Linked DNA regions of Homo sapiens: region 1 is linked to region 2. Evidence: read pairs that join two places in POLR2A ChIA-PET (ENCODE). Cell type or tissue: HepG2. All regions are shown on one strand. Links, peaks and the distances in the headings refer to the core of each region. The heading gives the core; the rest is flanking DNA.

The links. Peaks named below come from ENCODE experiments on the same cell type or tissue, not always from the same donor. Only the 100,000 strongest peaks of a DNase experiment are listed, where the experiment ranks them.
Region 1: POLR2A ChIA-PET joins it to region 2 with 6 read pairs; 1 of 35 experiments calls an interaction of 5 or more read pairs at or near these places.

Annotation. Positions count from the first base shown.
Region 1 is chr16:78,279,837-78,289,435 of GRCh38, reverse strand. The region is part of intron 5 of WWOX (WW domain containing oxidoreductase); the gene reads right to left. Among named protein-coding and RNA genes, the nearest start is that of WWOX-AS1, 43 kb to the right of the region's middle. RefSeq lists an enhancer at 1,399-1,568. In HepG2, for the core only: no CTCF peak of the experiment used is centred there; a DNase peak (open chromatin) is centred at 4,355.
Region 2 is chr16:78,129,142-78,138,740 of GRCh38, reverse strand. The region is part of intron 4 of WWOX (WW domain containing oxidoreductase); the gene reads right to left. Among named protein-coding and RNA genes, the nearest start is that of WWOX, 34 kb to the right of the region's middle. RefSeq lists enhancers at 61-230, 3,704-3,873. In HepG2, for the core only: a CTCF peak has its summit at 3,760; DNase peaks (open chromatin) are centred at 3,500, 3,730, 4,620 and 7,570.

The DNA.
Region 1 (9,599 bases), core at 1,005-9,004, 150 kb before region 2:
TCCCCTTTTTTTCATTAGTAAGTAATTCTGATAACTGTACACTTTTCCTGATGTGGAACAATCTTAGACTATTCGAGCTCTACTAAACCACTCTAGGACATGCCTTCTTTGGGTCATCAAAAATCAACTCTCCTCGCCTAGGTTTTATTCTTGCCAACTTAGCATTCCCACGGCAATTCACTAAAAACGCCTTAAAAAATCATTAGCTCTCATTTATTCAACTTGAACATCAGCATGGCCTGAAGCTCGGGAAGAAACAGACTGGCATAGTGACGCTGCCAGCACCAAGTAAAGTTTTACCTCCCAGCGCTCCAGGTTCCCAGCAAGACTTCCAGCCAGGGCTGCCTTCCACTCCATTTCAGCCTGGCACCCTGACTCTCGCTCTACCAGCTGTTGGCACGCCTTGTGTTAACCGAGAATTTGTGAGAAAAGCAGAACCTTCCCACTGCGTGTTAGTTTTGCTTGGCAACACTCAACAATCTCAAATTGGAAGGCCCCAAGGAAAATTTTTTGTTGTTGTTCTTCTGCCCCCAGGATGATTTTTTCTTCTTCTTCCTGAACCTGTTTGGATTTTTTTCCACTTAAAAAATCTAGCAGCCCCCACCTAACTGATGGATACTTGTAGGTAAATGACTCTATCTGAGCAATGATGCGCTGACTGGGCCTATAAATTATGACCCATTGTGGTTAGTTCAAATAAAAGGAGGTTCCGATAAAGGAAAACTGACACTCGGAATTTTCTCTCTCAAAAAGGATGATGTCTAGGGATGCAAAATTCAGGAATATAAAGAGAGACCTTGCAAATGTATCAGGCTCTTCTAAAATACAAGGGATTGGTATAAAATTGTCCTGGTGAAATCAAGGGGAAGCACACAGGACTAAGGAAAGAGAGGCAAGAAATATATTTCTTCTCCTTTGCAGGGAAAACACTGCATTGGGAAGAAGCTTGCTCTTTCCAAATACATTCCATTAAATTGACAACCACAGCCACCACTGCCACCACAACAAAAATCAGGCCAACCTAGATCAAATTACTAGGAATAGGTCTAATGTTACTTTTATGACCATGAGGTCCTGGCCCTCATCAGAACCTCTGGGTTACCCGTCCTATCACTTGGTAATGAATTTCATATATGTATGTGCTGTTAAAGCAAAAAAAAAAAAAAAAGTAAACTCATAAATAATTCATCACACTGTCTCCTGCCAACTGATCATATATTGTTCATGTTTCACCGGCCATATTAAATAAAAATTTAAAAGTGTTTCCGTTTTTCATTTAAAAACCTAGTCTATAATTGGAGGTGACCACACGAAGTGTCTTGAAGGTAGCAGGCATTAAAAAAATCATTACTTAAATTGCACAGTTAAAAAATATTCATTAGAAATGGCTAAATTAAAGAAAAAAATGTTAGGGAATCTTAGGGAAATGTTTCTCCTAAATGTTGTCCCTAAAACTGCTTCACTCTAAAAATCTGTTTTGAGCGACCTGATAAAAGGGAAAGAGAGAGTTTCAGCTCAAACTCAGGAAAGAAAGGCTGTACCAGTTTCTTCAGAATGGAACATTAAAACAGGCCACTACTGAAACAGTTCTTGTGCCTTTGTGGCTAATTATTACATAATTGATCTTAAAAAAATTTTTTTAAGTTTAGGAAAAAAAATTAGAAGCCTAGTGAAAGTACCAAAAACACTGTAACTTTTTTGTTTAAAAATTTATATCATGAATCGAAAATCAGAGGAGATGGCCGTTTTGGCCTGGTCTCCGTCCTTTCCTTCTCTATTTTGATTGAGCCAGTCCCTTGTTAAGCCATCAGAAAACAGAGCACACTTAGAGCTCTTAAACTGCTTTAGACACAAAGAAAAAATTTAAAAGGAAAAAAAAAGCAATAATCGTGTGACATCTCAGAGATGATAGCATATACTGTTGTTTTGCTTGATGACGATAACACAATTCTTTTTGAACTAAGTATCTCTCTAGACTACAACTGGGTCAAAATTATAGATATTTTTTGTGGCCCTGGATGAATTTTCTATTTGCCAAAACTCAAAGGATTCAAAACCAGGTTGATGTCTAGTTAAAGATGATGCTCCAACTGCTTGAGATGCTAGTTCATTTCAACAGACATTAAGATTGAAGGAGTGTCATAGATTGCTTAGGCAATTAGAAATTTAAAACCGTTTCAAAGAAAAGAAAAAACAACAACAACAAAAAAGTTATGCCATAGGAAGCATGAAGCCTCATTTACTAAAGTGGAGAAATGTATTTTATTTTATTGTCCTTATGGCGTTGATTGCCAGTTCTGACACATATTACAAATTTCACATTGTTTTTCTGAATGCTGAGGTCAGACCTACCATAAGCTTGTCCCGTTGTATTACCAAATGGCTAATTCCCTCCCAGGTATTGGAGAAAAAAGTCAGAAGGGCAGCATCCTAAGAGAATGGGTGCCCAGTATGACAAGGAGCTGCTAAGATAAAATGAACTTTCTAACTAAAAACAGAAAAGAAACTATAAAATTGATTTTAAAATCTGCAGGACATTTTTTTAAAATAAAGGATAAATTAACTATGAATATATTGAGTGGTTATGAAACTAATATATCTTAGCATAACAGAGTAGAGACAGCTTTAACTTTTCTATGATACTCATATAGTTATATTTTATGATGCTCTAATAGGTATAGGGTACATAATGAAGAAGAAGCTGTTTGTGGATTCATTGTATTTTATTTTATTTTATTTTTTACTGCTTTGAGTATGAAGAGTCTGCCCAAATATACTACTTATAAATCATACCAAAAGTGCATCAGTGAAAACCACAGTTCCATTTCTTAGGGGAAAAAAAAAATCAAGAATCAAGTTTTAGAATCCAACGATCACATTTTCCTTAATTACAAACGAAGACATCATGTATTATTTTTCTGTATCCACAAGAGATGAGAGAAATGTAATTTTTATCGCATGTTAAGTTTTCACTGAATCACAGTATTATTAAGCTTTAAATCAGAGGATTGTTTCCTTCAGCTAAGTCTAACAATACTAGAAAGTAAAAGGGGGGGACAACCCCCACCTCATCTGGGGCTGCAATATTTGCTGAAAAAAATCTACTTCAAAACATTAATCAAATTTTTCGCCCACTGGGCAACCATATGGTACAGCAGCATGTGAATCTCACAAACTTGCTGATCTCCTGTAACTGGGTGCAATTAATTACGCTGGCTGCATCCATCTCTTGGATTTTCGCCTTGTGAAAAAAGTATTTATTGCAACAGCTTTTACAAAACAAGGGAATGAAAATCACAATTGATTAATGAGCTGAATGGAAATATTTCCGTTAGCAGATTTTTTTAAATGAATAAGGATTAATACCATGGATGGGAATGAACACACGTCGATCTCGCCTTGTACTTTTTGGACCCCCAAAAAGGTGGCAAAAGAGTGGGCAGAGACGGTGCTGTGAGTTCTAACATGCATAATTCACTAGCAGGCTTTAGGTCGCAAGTAATAAAGCCTTAAAACTGGTGAAGTAATAAAGAGGCTGGCTTTACAAGATACTATCCTGGGAGACAGAAAGCTTGTTCTTTGATGTGAAAACACAGATATTAAATACTCAGTGGGTGAGGAACATTACAGGCCTGACAAAGAAGAGAAAGGGAAGGGCTCTTGAAGTAAGCAACCTACTTTGTCCTCAGCTATTTAGGCGCAAAGGTTGCTGCACATATGGGCCGATTACTGTTTTAAGATCCCTCCATAAAACCAAGCATCCGAGAGTCCGTCAGAATGGTACCACTGTCCTTACCTACTGGCTAAAGGCACAAACAATGCATAATTGCAAAATCTTCCCCCAGCAATGTTCAGCCATCATGCACTTGACTTTGCTTAACAGTCAGACCTCGTTCTGGTGCTGAGCCATCCTATGGGGCTTCATGGAGCTTGTTTCTTGATACACATGAGGGTCGTAATCCCTCCCTTCTAACTTAATTTTTTTTTTAGTTTTTATTTTTCAGAGACAGGGTCTCACTCTGTTACCCAGCTGGAGTACAGTGGCTCACTATAATGTTGAACTTCTGGGCTCAAGTGATCCTCCTGCCTCAGCCTCCCAAGTAGTCCTCCAAAGGACTACAGGTGGGTGCCACCCAGCCCGGTTAATTTTGTTTTCTCTTTTTTTAGTAGAGACAGGGTCTCACTGTGTTGCCCAGGGTAGTCTCGAACTCCTGGCCTCAAGTGATCCTCCCACCTCGCCTCCCAAAGTTCTGGGATTATAGATGTGAGCCACCTTGCCTGGCCTCAATCCTTCCCTTCTGAGGGAGTGACAGATCCAAGGCTGACAGTCTATAAACAAAGCAGAAGCAGATGCACTTTGCCCCTTTTCAGAAGTGCCCTCTGGGTTTAAGTCCACCAGCTAGCCAAGCATTAATGACATCATCATTACATGCATGCCTATTTCAGAAAGATCAGTTCCATTTTCCCTAAATAGACAGCAGAGGAGACCGCTTCCAACATTTTGCTAGTTGTTAAATATGTATCTTGAGAAAACGAAACTAATACTAAACATAATGGAAGAAATACGTAAGTTTGAAAGATCAAATATCGTATGACTCTTGAAACAGATAAAGGAAAAAGCTGTTAGGACCAAGCTTTGTAAGTCAACTCTTAAGCCAACCCTTTTCTTTACTGCATCTATTGCATTTAAACTTCTACCAGGAAATTCTGCAAAGGACTTGGTTAAAGAGAATTTACTATTATTTTATTAATGCCTGCAGAGTGTGTGTGGCTAGTATGATGATTTCTCTGCTCAAGTTTGTTGATTGATTTTGTAGAAATGTCCACAGGAGATAAAATCTGCAAACACCTCAAAGATGAGACTGTGTCCAAGAAAAGAGTAATGATACTTTATAAAACAAGAAGTAAGTGACATTTGAAACGATGGTTCATCTCAAACAACACATTTCCTCTGAGCTCCATGTTTATGTTAACATGTAAGTTTAGGAATGCTGATGTAATAGACAAAGATAACTCTTGCCACTTCAAAGTAGCAGGCATGCCTAGGTGGGCAAGAGGTTCAGAAAGCCAGCACTTAAGGTGTTGAAGGGGTAATTTTTAAAAATCTTAAGAAAATCATTCCATTTGAGAATCGGAGCCACCTTACAATCAAAGAAGCCACTGTTTTGAAGAAACCACTATCCTGCAAAAAGTAGACGGAAGTTACCAACAAAAAGTACTTGGCTCCCGAAGAAGAGGAAAATCAGATGGGAACGGGTTGTCCAACCCCTTAAACCAGTGACCCTACAAAGTACACCACCACCCACCACCACCTCTCAGATGATCTCTAAACCCCTCCTACACGCAATGGTTGTTGGCTTAAAAGTTTAAAGAGCTAACAAAATGTTTTAACGAGATACAAATCTCAGAGATCATTAATCAATATGTTCAATGTTATTTGTGATAATTCATCATGACGTGATATTAATGGGTTACTGTACCCTTCAGAGGTGAGATTAATGCAAATGAGCTGCCACAATTAACTTTACTGCTCCCACCTCACAGGAATGGACAGATGATTATAAATGACAACTATATGTCAATTACAATATCCAATAAAGTGAAGCTTAGAGAACAATCCATCTCCTTTTATTGCTCTTCCTTGACGTAGCTGAATTTAGCTCAACCCACTGTTGTCACTATGTAACCATTGTTTGGGGGAGGGAAAAGAGATTTTTCTTCTTTTTTTTTTTCTTTTTTAATTTTTCGATGTCTTAAGAAGTGCTTCAAAAACGTCCATGTAAATACGTTTTCTAAAGGAGGAGAGCCACAGGAAACCAGGAATAAATGCCACATTCATCCTATGTGAGTTAAAGAAAACTGTATCCGTTTTCAAATTGTAGCAGTAAGGCCAGCAAGGAAACAACCTACCCAGCTGTGTATAATATATTTACTCAATTAAAAAAGGAAGACATTAGCACAGCATCCTGAAAAGCCTTGAGTTTCACTAAACAAAAGTTATTTGAAAATGACTCCATCGAAGTAAATAGGTCACAGAGTGGAAAGCAGGTATGAGGCCGAGGGCGGGATGAAAGGTTTGATGTCAGTCTGTACACCTGCACTTGGAGGTGTGGAGTGGGGAGCAGGTCAGTAAATACTACAGTGCTGGCCCTCACAGCAGAGAATTTCTGTGTCTGCATCGTTCCTCCTTGCATGGATGGAGTGATTTTTGACAGCAGTCTCTCTGGTGAAGGTAGGCACGTTGTCATGTTGCCTCCTCAACCCAGATTCTCCTGCCGGGCTGGTGAACCCAGAAGCTGTAAGAATTAGCTAGTATCTCACAGCTACCCCTTCCTGCCCCACTTGAGAGGCTATGTCCACGCCGCCCTCTTCCCCAGCAGACACTGGCTCATCGCTGACTGCCATAGGTCAGCCAGGCCCTGGTCTCAGTCAGGACCAACTCTGCTGTACAATTCACCCTCCAGAGCTTCCCGTGGGATCAAGCTGAAGCTGATCTTCAGCTAAGCCACATCCTTCCTGGACATTTTCCCTGTCCTTTTTTTTTTTTTTTTTTTTTTGAGATGGAGTGTTGCTCTTGTCACTCAGGCTGGAGTGCAACGGCACGATCTCGGCTCACTGCAACCTCCACCTCCGAGGTTCAAGCGATTCTCCTGGCTCAGCCTCCTGAGTAACTGGGACTACAGGCGAACACCACCACTCCCGGCTAATTTTTTGTATTTTTAGTAGACATGGGGTCTCACATCACATTGGCCAGCCTGGCCTCAATCTCCTGACCTTGTAATCTGCGCACCTAGGCCTCCCAAAGTGCTGAGATTACAGGCGTGAGCCACTGCGCCCGGCCACATTTTCCCTGTTCTAAGCCACTCTTCTCACTTCCTTTCTGAAAGCATCCTGACCCCCATCAAATCAGTGGAACAAGAAGACTACCTTGACCTGTGCTTCCAGGTAACAGAACGCAAGGCAGGTATCAATGAGATGGAAACAGGAATGCTCTTAATGCAGTGCAATTTACAAAAGAACTGTTCTTTGCTGACCACTAGTAAGAGACCATCCAACAGGCTCCTTTTTGAAGCCACATCCCGAAAAGATCCCCTCCTGATGTCTCTAGAAACATGCAAAAATAAAATTGCAACGTCAGAACCATAAAAGGATCATAGCAGATTGACGGTAGAAGCTATAGATTTGTGTGTCCAGAATGTTTCCCCAGGTGCCTCCTTTTGCAAAATTGGACCTCATTTTACCATTAGGGAACGGGGCCTCTCAGACTCCGTGGAGAAGCAGAGAATTATCTCCAGCCTTGACTGCCCAGGCTGCAGAGAACCGCATCATCCGGGGACATGACTGATTCAGGGATAGGTGTCTGCCTAAAACTAGGCCAATCCTGGTTCTCCCTGTGGCTTTTGGGCCAAGGGTAGTGGGGAAAACAGCTTCTTGTCACTGGGGGAACAAGCCAAGATGGGACAGTGCTCGTCTGCCAGTGGCAGCCCCATTTGGAGAGAATTTTCCCTTTGAAGAATATAACCCATAAAAGATCATCAAAACTAAGGGATTAAATAAAGAGGGGACCTCGATGACATATTTAAGCTCTGAATAAAGCTAGACTCTAAGCAGGGGTTGGCAAACTATAACCGCTGGGCCAAACACGGCTGTGTTCTTATACAGCACACAGGCTAAAAATGCTTCACATTTTTAAATGGTTGGGGGCGGGGGGGAAAGAATAATATTTTGTGACACATGAAAATGTATATGAAATTCAAATTCCAGTATCCATAAATAAAGTTTCTCGCAGCCATGCCTGCTCCTTTACATGTCGTTTATGCCTGTTTTCGCACTATGAGGGCAGAGTTGAGTAGTTGGCAACAAACACTACAAGGCCCCAAAATATTTATTAAATATCCCATCACAGAGAAACTTTGCTGACTCTTGCACAAAACTTCGCATTTTGTCAGCCAGTAATGACCCTTTCCTCTTAAGCTAGTTTAAATTTGGAGCTTTTTGTGTGTAAGAGGAAACTCCTGATCTACTAAAAGAAAAAGCTATTCTTAGTCCTTCCCAGATATCCCTGAACCTCCACCCACCCAGTCTGCTGGGATCCTGATATAGTTTGGATATTTGTCCCCGCCCAAATCTCATGTTGAAACATGTCCGTAATGGGAGGTATTTGAATCACTGGGGCGGAGCCCTCATGGCTTGGCGCTGTCTTCACCATAGTGAGTGAGATCTCTGGAGATCTGGTCATTTTAACCCTTTTCCCATTTGCCCCAAGAATACTTACTGGTGTGCAGTGTTTACCCTGAGATCGCTTTGCCATGAAATATCTCGCTTTTATTATTTTTTTCACATCACTCTAGCATATCGACTTTGGAAACGAAGGATATCGTTCTATTTATAGCCTTCTGTTTTTAGTAGTGGTATTTCCATTTACAAAATATAATAGTTCTCCATCACTGAAAATGTCAAATCCGAGAAAATGTAGCATTCCTGCATGTGATGTTAACATAATTCTCGAACAGTTGTTGGCTGAAGATTCATTTGATGAATCCGATTTTTCCAAAATACACAATTCTGATGATTCAGATGATTCTGATGTTAGTTCTGTTCAGAAATATTTCCAAGAACTGTTTTTATATTTTATTATCACTTTGAAAATCGGTCACATTTGCTTCAGCTTCAAAGAGCATGTTTATGTAAAATTAAATGAGCGCTGGCAGTGAGCTGCGCTTTTTTTTTCCTAAACAGGAAAAGGGTTAAAAGTGGGGCACCTCCCACCCCCACCCCACGCTCTGTCACTTCCCACTGTCACCATGTCACCTGCTGCTCTCTCTTTGCCTTCTGCCATGATTGTAAGTTTCCTGAGGCCTCCCCAGAAGCAGAAGCCGCTATGCTTCCTGTACCACTTACAAAACTGTGAGCCAATTAAACCTCTTTTCTTATAAATTACCCAGTCTCAAGCATTTCTTTACAGCAGTGCAAGAACAGCCTAATACATATCCTACAGGTAACGTCTCAATATCCAGATCAAGTGACTGGTTGTTTCTCTTACCTGTTTCGCAGAAGTTATTGCATTCTTTGTTGAATATCACAAACTGTTAATATGTTAATCTTAAAACATGTGAAATATATATAATATCTATCATTACAACTACAATTCCAAATATTTATATATAACGTCAGCCATGCCAATGGACATGCAATTCTAGGCCCAGCAATGGACGATAAAGTAGGTTAAAAGTGGGGGAGAAAAACTGGTTTTAAAAAACTGTACCTGAAGAACATATTTAATTTAAAGGGAAATCCCACAACAGCTAAATTGTTCCCCCAGTTGGGTAGAGCCTGCCATGATTAGCTGTAACTGCCTGGAACACTCTAGACTCAGCTGACGAAACTCCAGTTGCCTGGTGAGAACAGAGTGATTTTGATGACTTTTGCAGAGGATCAGAAAGAGGGGAAACGGATTCATTTGATTCATCTGTGGTTTCCTGTTTTCCATAAGGAGATAGTTACAGGATTAAATTTCTCCTCCCTTTTCCCTATGCACTCACACCTGGGTCCCAGGACAGAAGGACCAATCGTCAGGAAAATACATCCATACTGCATCC
Region 2 (9,599 bases), core at 447-8,446:
GATTACGGTCTACAGCAGTTGGGTGATTGCTACTGAAGGCAGGCAGATGCCTGGTGACTTCTCAGGGTGGGCTGTCCCCAGTGTGTTTTATGACCATGCAGAAAGGAAAAATAAGGAATTTAAAAAATCTTCTTTCAAAAGATATGGATTCTTATCGGACTTTCATTCCTTAGTAAAGTTGCATTAAACCCAGAGACATTTATTCTTTAATTTTCCCTATTCTCTCATATGGAAGGTAGGAAGAATTTGCACTCAGGCCCCACTGAAAGATAAGTGCCAGATTCACTCCTGTCCTCCTTTCCCTTTTGGTTTTCACATCCTTATTCTGAGCTAACCACATCACGAGCACATCTTTACTGCTCAACTGAGTTCTCCTGAAGCATTATAAAAAACAAATCAGTTACATGTTTTAAATATCCGTTGGCAAGCATCATAGCATGGCTCTTAATCTGAGAAATAATTTTAATTAAACTAAAAAGAGGTAAGTCATTGAACACACAATAATTAAACAGCAGACTGTGCTGTCAGCAAAACTGGGCTGGCTCTTGCAGGATTATCAGAGGGACTGGCGTTGTCATGTGATGTTTTGTGACTCTTCTACAGTCCTACCATCAGCTCTCGTGAAGAGGATGCAGCGAGCCATTTAGACAGTTGGCCAAGAACAGTCTGCTAGACAACTTTCCTCATTGCATCCATTATAGAAGCTGATCAGAAGAATTCTCATTTTCCTTGAGCGAGGTTCTGTTTCCTTTGAACAATGGTTTGCTCACCCACTCTGTTCCTTTCACTTCCTCTTGTGCTGTTTGTGATATCCACACACTATGGATAAGATTTAGGTCTAAACGGATAAGGAAAAAGACCTGCTTTCATATATCAATTCTATTAAGAGTATGGATACTGCTCAAGTACAGCACATAGAGCCATAGCTTTGCAAAAAACTTTTATTATCTGTTGACAATTTTGCACACTACCTAAGAGCTGTCAAATAAAACAGGCCAATTTTTATCAAACTCCCAAAGTGGAACAGAGACCACAACAACTTTAGAATCCCTCAGCAGACTGTTTCAGGAATCTAAAACCCAAGCAAACCCTTTTTCCCTGTTTCATATGACGGTGCATCTTAACCCAGCTCCTTTTTACCTACAAAGAAAAACGGTAATTCCCTCTGTGGCGGCATATATATGAAGTCATCCATAAGAAGAAAATAAGAACTTGGTCCTAGACACAAAACAATACGTAAGGAAATTCCTCATGGACTAACACAAGCGGTCAGACACCACACTAGTTGCTTTCATTCCACCTTGTCGAATTCTCACAACTCTGTGATGCTGACGTCATGGTTCCCATTTTACAGATGAGGAAACTGAGACTCCGGGGTGAAAGATACTGTGCCAGGCCCCAGAATTGGCAAGCTGGAAAGCATAGACGTCAAAACAGCACGTCTAGTTATCGGAGGGTGAGGATTCACAATCCAAAAGAAAACTAGGGGGTGGACACACATTTACGTTGCAGTCTTATTTCCCAAGGCGTCATAATTTTCATCACTCTCTTATTGGTTGCAGGAGGAAAAAGGCATCTTCTCCATTTCAGATGTGTCTTTCTGGGTGAAGGGATCTCCATTTGCGTTAACATCCCTGACCCCCTCTGCCACTCACTTATTCCTGCTCAAGGGAGCTGATCCAACTTATGTTGTGAATGGTATGTGAATGGTAATTCCAGGATTGAGAACCGGGCACACGCAGCTCTGCCTCTCCTCTCCTCTTACAGAGAGCACACACCCTGCTCTCCTGCACTGTCTTGAACATGCTGCATGAATGGGGTCTGCCCTCTGCGAAGGTCTGGCCTGACCTAGCACTGACCCATTACCCTGTCTAATTGTGGTGGTCAGGATTAGAAAGCCCACCAGCTCACACAGCTATACATATTCTCCAGTATCAGCTTCATGAATGACTCAGGTGATGTTTTGGTCTTCCATTTGCCTAATGGGTGGTCTTACTGCTCAGTTAGGTAGTAACTTGGGAAAGGGAAACTGTGTTATTTGATAGACCTCTTAAAACCCAAACATCTCTTTACAGGTTAACGAACCAACCTGTGCTTAGATTTCTCTAGTGAGAGTAAAAAGCTCTACGTTCCTCAAGTCTCTGTAATTTAAGAATAACACGGCTACACATTTCATTTCAGTTTGAAACTCATAAACAGATGTGATATGACAGCACTTTATTAGGTTTTGTCCTCTAGATTTGAAAGAGCTCACAGGCCCCATGATGAAGACTAGATCCAGTAAGGTCTAAAGAGAGAGACATGACTCAATGAACACCAAAGCAGACACCCAGGAAACAGCATCCTTTGCTCACCCTGTCCTGGGAATCAAATAAGCCTGTTATGAATCTGAATGTATATTACAAGCAAATACTATTTTTCCAGCTACACGTTCTTCCTTGTTTCACTGTATCACAATAATTTTTTAAAAGCATAGGGATATCATGAAATCCCTTGCTTTGTAGAAGATTCCATTATAAGAGTAATCATTATTGAACCTTTTAGCCCAGATGTAATTTCTTACATGTTACAACAAGTTTGGCACGCATTGTGAATTTCAGCCAAGGTTGATAAAGTTCAATAACTTGGCTAACCAACCATGTGTACTACTCATTATAGAAGTAATAAATAGATTCATCAAAATGGACATGAAAAAGCCATAAGAAAATCGGATGCCATTTCCAGCCTGCCTCATAAAAGCACCTCTTGGACTTTAATATAATTTTATATATAGTTATCACAACTGCCCATCATTCAACACCAGGCATCTATAAAACAATCACCCACCCACATTTGCATGCTGAATAAATTCCAGCTACAAAGGTGAATTCTCTATTCTAGACGTCTCAAAAGTCACATAGAGGTACATGTGCTTATATGTTCAACTCCCAAAAGGACTGACAAGTAAAAAAGGAATCACAGATCGACATGTCATTTTCCCTGCTATTATCTTTTTGAGTCAGTTTTAGTGGAAGGTGTTTTTTTTGTTGTTTGTTGTTGTTGTTTTGTTTTTTTTTCAGTAATACTGTCAGTCTAATTATTCTCATAGCCTATTGGTAATTGAAAAATTTAGTAGAAAGAAAAGAAAGCCTGATTTAGATAAATGTCATGGATAGAAAAAAGAAATCTAAGTTCACAGAATGGAAGAATCTCCTATGATTAAATGTGCAGAAGTCAGTAAAGCTGGCTTCTATAATAATATCTAAACAACATTAACAAAATTGAATTTAGAAGATTTGAATTGAAGATAACTTCAGCAACTGTATAGTTAAAAATCCAGATTCTGCCTACTGTACGTCTTTTATGCTTCTAAAAGGAAACTCAGACTCTATTAGACATTCAAGGAAACTAAAGCTTCCCCTCCTTCTCAGAAAGAAATAGTCCCTCACACTTGGTAAACCACAGTAGAGCTCTAGTGTCAAGCTCTAAACTAAACATGAAAAGGCACGTGGTACATTTCAAACACTGTCATGTGAACACTTTGCTAGGTAAATAACGACTCTTGAGTTGTTGCACGTGGGTGAGTTTTCTCTGCATCCCAAGACGGGAAGCCTGAGGGTGGAATCTGCATCCTCTATTTCTCAGCAAGGCCCCATCTTCATTTACAGGAATGGTGGGAGTCAGGTTTGTCTGTATTGCAGGGACTGCATTGTTATGGCACTGGGATTTTTCAATGCGCAGGTGACACCCTTTCTATCTGTGCATTGCTTCTGCCCTCTCCCGTTCTCACTGTGCCATCAGCACCATTTGTCACCAGAAATGTCCCCAGGCTTCAGTGAAATGCTTTCTTCTGGATTTTCTCTCTTGCGTATCTATCCACAGTGGGATCACCATATGACAATATTACCAATATCCTCACACTCTCCTGGTTCTTTTCACATCTAACATGGAGAAAAACATAGATCAAGCTTTCTAAAACCAACGTTATACTCTTAACAACAAGGAAAATATCTCCTGCCATTAATTGCAAACAACACCTAAATGATCCCAAGTTTGGCCAAATATTGTGAGTTTTTCACTTGCCATAAGCAGCTCATAACAACAGTGGAGTGCTTTATTTTCTCAACAAGTTAACAAATGCCTGATGTTTCCAAGAGCTTAAATACTATAATGGCAGATATTGATGTACAGAAATTAAAGTAAAATATGAAACTAAACAGAGAATGAAGAGATAAGCCAGAGGTGTGCTCTGAATAAAAGAAGTAATGAAAAGGAAAAATTTCATACCAATTGTCATAATAAAAACAAAGGCTAAAGGCAACTAAGAGAAGAGGGGCTCAACGGTTCCCAAAAAGACTTACAGAATAGGTAAAATTCAGCAGGCATTGCGAAGTATTCACTGCACCCAAAAAAAAAAATAGTCTTTGCAAAGTCTGTACTATTGTTGACTGCAATGCCCACCATTAAAAATATGGTTAAATTTCTAAAGAAAGACTTCTGACAGCCATCCAGAAATGCTATCAATAATAGCAGATAGCTTTCTATCACATGGTTTTAAAATAAAGCCATCCTGCTAGCATGTTGACTCTAAAATCCAATGCTAATATTTGAGCAACTAGTAAAGTCAACATTAACAATGTTTGCCATTTCTTATTCGTCACAAGGGTTAGTTCTCCTAACCAACATGAGAAACACAGACACATAGAGCCGTACCATACAAAAGCAATTCTTTAAGGAAACAGTCTAGGTACATTGAAGAAAACACATCTTAGGGATAATACCTGTGCAAGAGGCACAAAATCTCTTAAGAAGATGGAAGGCATCTACAGTCCATTGACTGTAAATTTGGAATCACTTATTTCTAAATGTGACAACTCTCTAATATTTTTCTTCCCTTGCAAGCTCAGCTCAGCCTTGCAGGTATCTCCCTTGCTTTTGTGAGCTAGCTTCCCCAGGATTCTACTTCTACGCATGACATGCAGTCTGGAGGTTCTAGCAGTCTGATTTTTCTATTCATTGAAAGTCATGAGCATTTGTTCCTCAGGGGTTAATTTGAAATTATTTCAGGCCAGGCATGGTGGCTCATGTCTGTGATTCCACTACTTTGGGAGGCCGAGGCGGGTGGATCACCTGAGGTCAGGAGTTCCAGACCAGCCTGGCCAACATGGTGAAACCCCATCTCTACTAAAAATACAAAAATCAGCTAGGCATGGTGGCGTGAGCCTGTAATCCCAGCACTTTGGGAGGCCAAGGCGGGCAGATCACTTGAGGTTAGGAGTTCAAGACCAGCCTGGCCAACATGGTGAAACCCCGTCTCTAATAAAAATACAAAAATTAGCTGGACGTGGTGGCACACACCTGTTGTCCCAGCTAGTTGGGAAGCTGAAGCAGGAGAATCTCCTTTACCCAGGAGGTGGACCTTGCACTGAGCCGAGATTGAGCCACTGCACTCAAGCCTGGGTGACAGTGCAAGACTCCATCTTTCAAAAAAAGTAAAAATAAATAAAATTTTCACTTTCAGGTACTTCTCAGTTTAAACATAACACGCGGATAAGGTTTTTTAAAAAGCATCCTTTGAAAAGTTAAATATGATTAAATTCTTCAATCCAAACAAGACTAGCTTTATAACCAGTAATACACGGCATGTAGAAGTCACTCCCTCAAGGTTGATGGTGAGATCTTAATTTGGCTAACCCTTCCATTTTACATAATAAGAAGTAAAAAGTTTGCTTGGAATTTGTAGATCCAAATACCATCCAGAAACATGACCGCTTTCCCTGCAGCCTTGACAGAATGTAAAATCATAAGCTGAAGTGACGATTCTCTACTTCATGTTCAAATACTGTGCTTTGCAGCTGCCACCCCATTTGAGAAGCTGGGAAATGGAATGGAGCAAATAAGAATTATGGCAATTATAAAACCTCCCTGGTATAGATTGTCAGATTAATAACCAGCATTAGCAGAGCTCAGCTACACCATCAGCACGTGAGAATCGAAGAGCCCAGAGCTACAGGGCTAAGTCGTAACAGGAGCAAAGCAAAGAAGCCAACTAAAAGAAACCCAGCCAGAACTGTAAAAGAAATCTGCCCACAAAATAAAATGGGTAAGGCTGCCACTCAGACTAGCTACTCATTTTTAGCACATACCATCTCAAGAGTACATAAACTGCTCAGGTTATAAGCATGGACTGGACATCAAGATACTGGATGACCTTTTAAAAAATCATCACATGGCCGCATACGTATTAACAAAAGGCAAGCAATGGAAGCGTGATTAATATAAATTACAGAAGAAGCAATTAAACTTGACCACAGATACACACATTTGTTCAAGCTGATGGTGACTCTGCACTCACTCCATACCTACTGTAGATTTTGCTTTTCTTTATAGTTACTCAGAAGATGCATAATTGGAAATAAAGGTTAAGAAAAATCAAGGCCGGGCGTGGTGGCTCACGCCTGTAATCCCAGCACTTTGGGAGGCTGAGGTGGGCAGATCACGAGGTCAGGAGATCAAGACCATCCTTGCTAACACGGTGAAACCCCGTCTCTACTAAAAAATACAAAAAAATTAGCCGGGCGTGGTGGCGGGCACCTGTAGTCCCAGCTACTCGGGAGGCTGAGGCAGGAGAATGGCGTGAACCCGGGAGGTGGAGCTTGCAGTGAGCCAAGATAGCACCACTGCACTCCAGCCTGGGCGACAGAGTGAGACTCTGTCTCAAAAAAAAAAAAAAAGAAAAAGAAAAAGAAAAAAGAAAAATCAGAGACTAGTAGTAAGACTTAATGAGAGTGTCATTCAAAATAGCAAAAGTTCTTTTTAACTTATAAGAACATATTTGCTGTTAGATGTTTCCTCAAGTATGAAAAAAAAAAAATCCTTGCCAGGCGCGGTGGCTCACGCCTGTAATCCCAGCACTTTGGGAGGCCGACGTAGGAGGATCACGAGGTCAGGAGTTCAACACCGTCCTGGCCAACATGGTGAAACCCCATCTCTACTAAAAATACAAAAAAAATAGCTGGGCGTGGTGGCACACACACCTGTAATCCCAGCTACTCAGGAGGCTGAGGCAGGAGAATCGCTTGAACCTGGGACGTGGAGGTTGCAGTGAGCCAAGATCGGGCCATTGCACTCCATCCTGGGCGACAGAGTGAGACTCCATCTCAAAAAAGAAAAAAAAAACATTTTAGTATCCTGTACTTTTAAATACAAATAGAAATACAGAAATAATTAGAAACTACCCAGAGTTTCGCCAGATGTGGTGGCTCACACCTGTAATCCCAGTACTTTGGGAGGCTGAGGCAAGTGTACTGCTTGAGCCCACGAGTTCAAGACCAGCATGGGCAACATAGCAAGACCTCATCTCTATTAAAAATACAAAAGAAATTAGCCAGGAATGGTGGTGCATGCCTGTAGTCCAAGCTACTCAGGAGGCTGAGGTGAGAGGATCACTTGGCCCAGGAGGGAGAGGCTACAGTGAGCTATGATCACGCTGATGCACTGAAGCCTGGGTAACAGAGCAAGACCCTGTCTCACAAAAGCGAATCAATTTAAATGTTCTCTAGAAGCACAAAGATCAAGCTGCTGGTACAGTCACACACTGCATAACAACACATTGGTCAACAATGGAGTGCAGATACAACGGCGGTCCCATAAGATTACAACACTGTATTTTTACTGTACCACTTCTGTGTTTAGATACACAAATACTTACCATTGTGTTATGACTGCCTATAGTATTCAGTTCGGTACCATGCTATACAAGTTTGCAGCCTGGAAGCAACAGGCTATCCCATACAGCCTCTGTGTATAATGGGTTATACCACGTAGGATTTGTAAGTACATCCTATGAGGGTTGCACAACGATGACACTGCCTGACACACTTCTCAGATCATATCTCTGTCATTCAGTGAAGCTGACTGCATTTTGGTGTGTTTTGTATCCTCCACAAGGGCAGGGACCCTGCCTGTTTCTACACTGAAGTCTTAGCACCTGGTACTCAGTAGTCAATAAATGTTTGTTAATTGCACAAAAGACTGAATAAGGGCGTGGCAGTGGCTATGAGCCAGTGAGTCCAATATCATCACACAGTTTTCATTGCAGACTCTAAACCAAGCTCAAGCCTCTACAGGAAGCAGGCAGGTAAACTGACCATGGAAAATAGCCTGTGCCTGCCTACAGGGGGTCAGCCTATAGGAACAGCTCTGTTCAACCTCAGTGCAACTATGTTCCTTGATAGACATAAGCCATAGTCAGCTGAAGCTGCAGCAACAAAATATCATGGACCGAGTGGCTTAAATAGCAGACATTTCTTTAACACAGTTCTGGAGGCTTAAAGTCCAAGGTCAAGGTGGCAGCATGGTCACGTTCTTGGGGAGGGCCCTCCTACTAGTTACAGATGGCTGCCTTCCCACTGTGTTCTCACATTCACATAGCTTAAGGAAAGTTAGCTACCTTTCTATCCTCTTCTCATCAGGGCACAAATCTTACTTATGAGGGCTCCACCCTCATGATCTAATCACCTCCCAGAGGCCCCTGTATTAGTCTGTTTTCATGCTGCTATAAGGACATATCGAAGACTGGGAAATTTATAAAGGAAAGAGGTTTAATTGACTCACAGTTCCACGTGGCTGGGGAGACCTCAGGAAACTTACAATCATGGCAGGAGAGGAAGCAAACACGTCCTTCTTCACATGACAGCAGTAAGAGAAGTGCCAAGCAAAAGGGAAGAAAGCCCCTTATAAAACCATCAGATCTCATGAGAACTCACTCATTATCGTGAGAACAGCATGATTCAATTATCTCCCACCGGGTCCCTCCCACAAGACATGGGGATCATGGGAACTATAGTTCAAGATGAGATTTCAGTGGGGACACAACCATGTCCAAATACCATGACCTTAAGATTAGGGTTTCAACATAGGAATTTTTGGGGAAGACATAAACATTTAGTCTACAATACTCATTCTGATTTTTCAAAACTGTCATAAATCTACATTTAAGTAAAATATCCTGATTTTAGTATGCTGGCAAGTAGTCTGACAAAAAAAAAAAGAAAAAAAATCCCACTATAGACCATTTTTGTGTGGTCCATACAAAAAACATCTGGAGGCCAGATCCAGGCTCCAGGCCACCAACCAGTTCTTACCTCTGTCCTAAAGGCTGATTGGGAAGCTTTACCCTTGAGCTTATGGAAATAAGCAAACACAAAAATGTCCACCTCCCTTAATCACTATCACATGACAATGGACTGCACACACAACGGCAGTCCCATAAGATTACAACACTGTATTTTTACTGAACCATTTCTATGTTTAGATACACAAATACTTAACACTGTGTTATGACTGCCTATAATCTTAGGTTTGCAGCATAGAAGCACCGAGTTTGTGGTGGTCCATTATAGTAGCAACAGGACATTAATACACCTTCCCAATAATTAAGTAAACATGTAAGGAACATACAAGTGAGATGCAAACATGTGTACACTCGGGTAAGTCAATCACTAACAGCGTCGCGATGATGACACACCAACAAGACTAGCTTTCCCAAATCCCTCCCGGATCAGGCCAGCAGGAAATAAAAAAGAAACACTGGGCAAGTGGCGACGCTAACCCTGGGA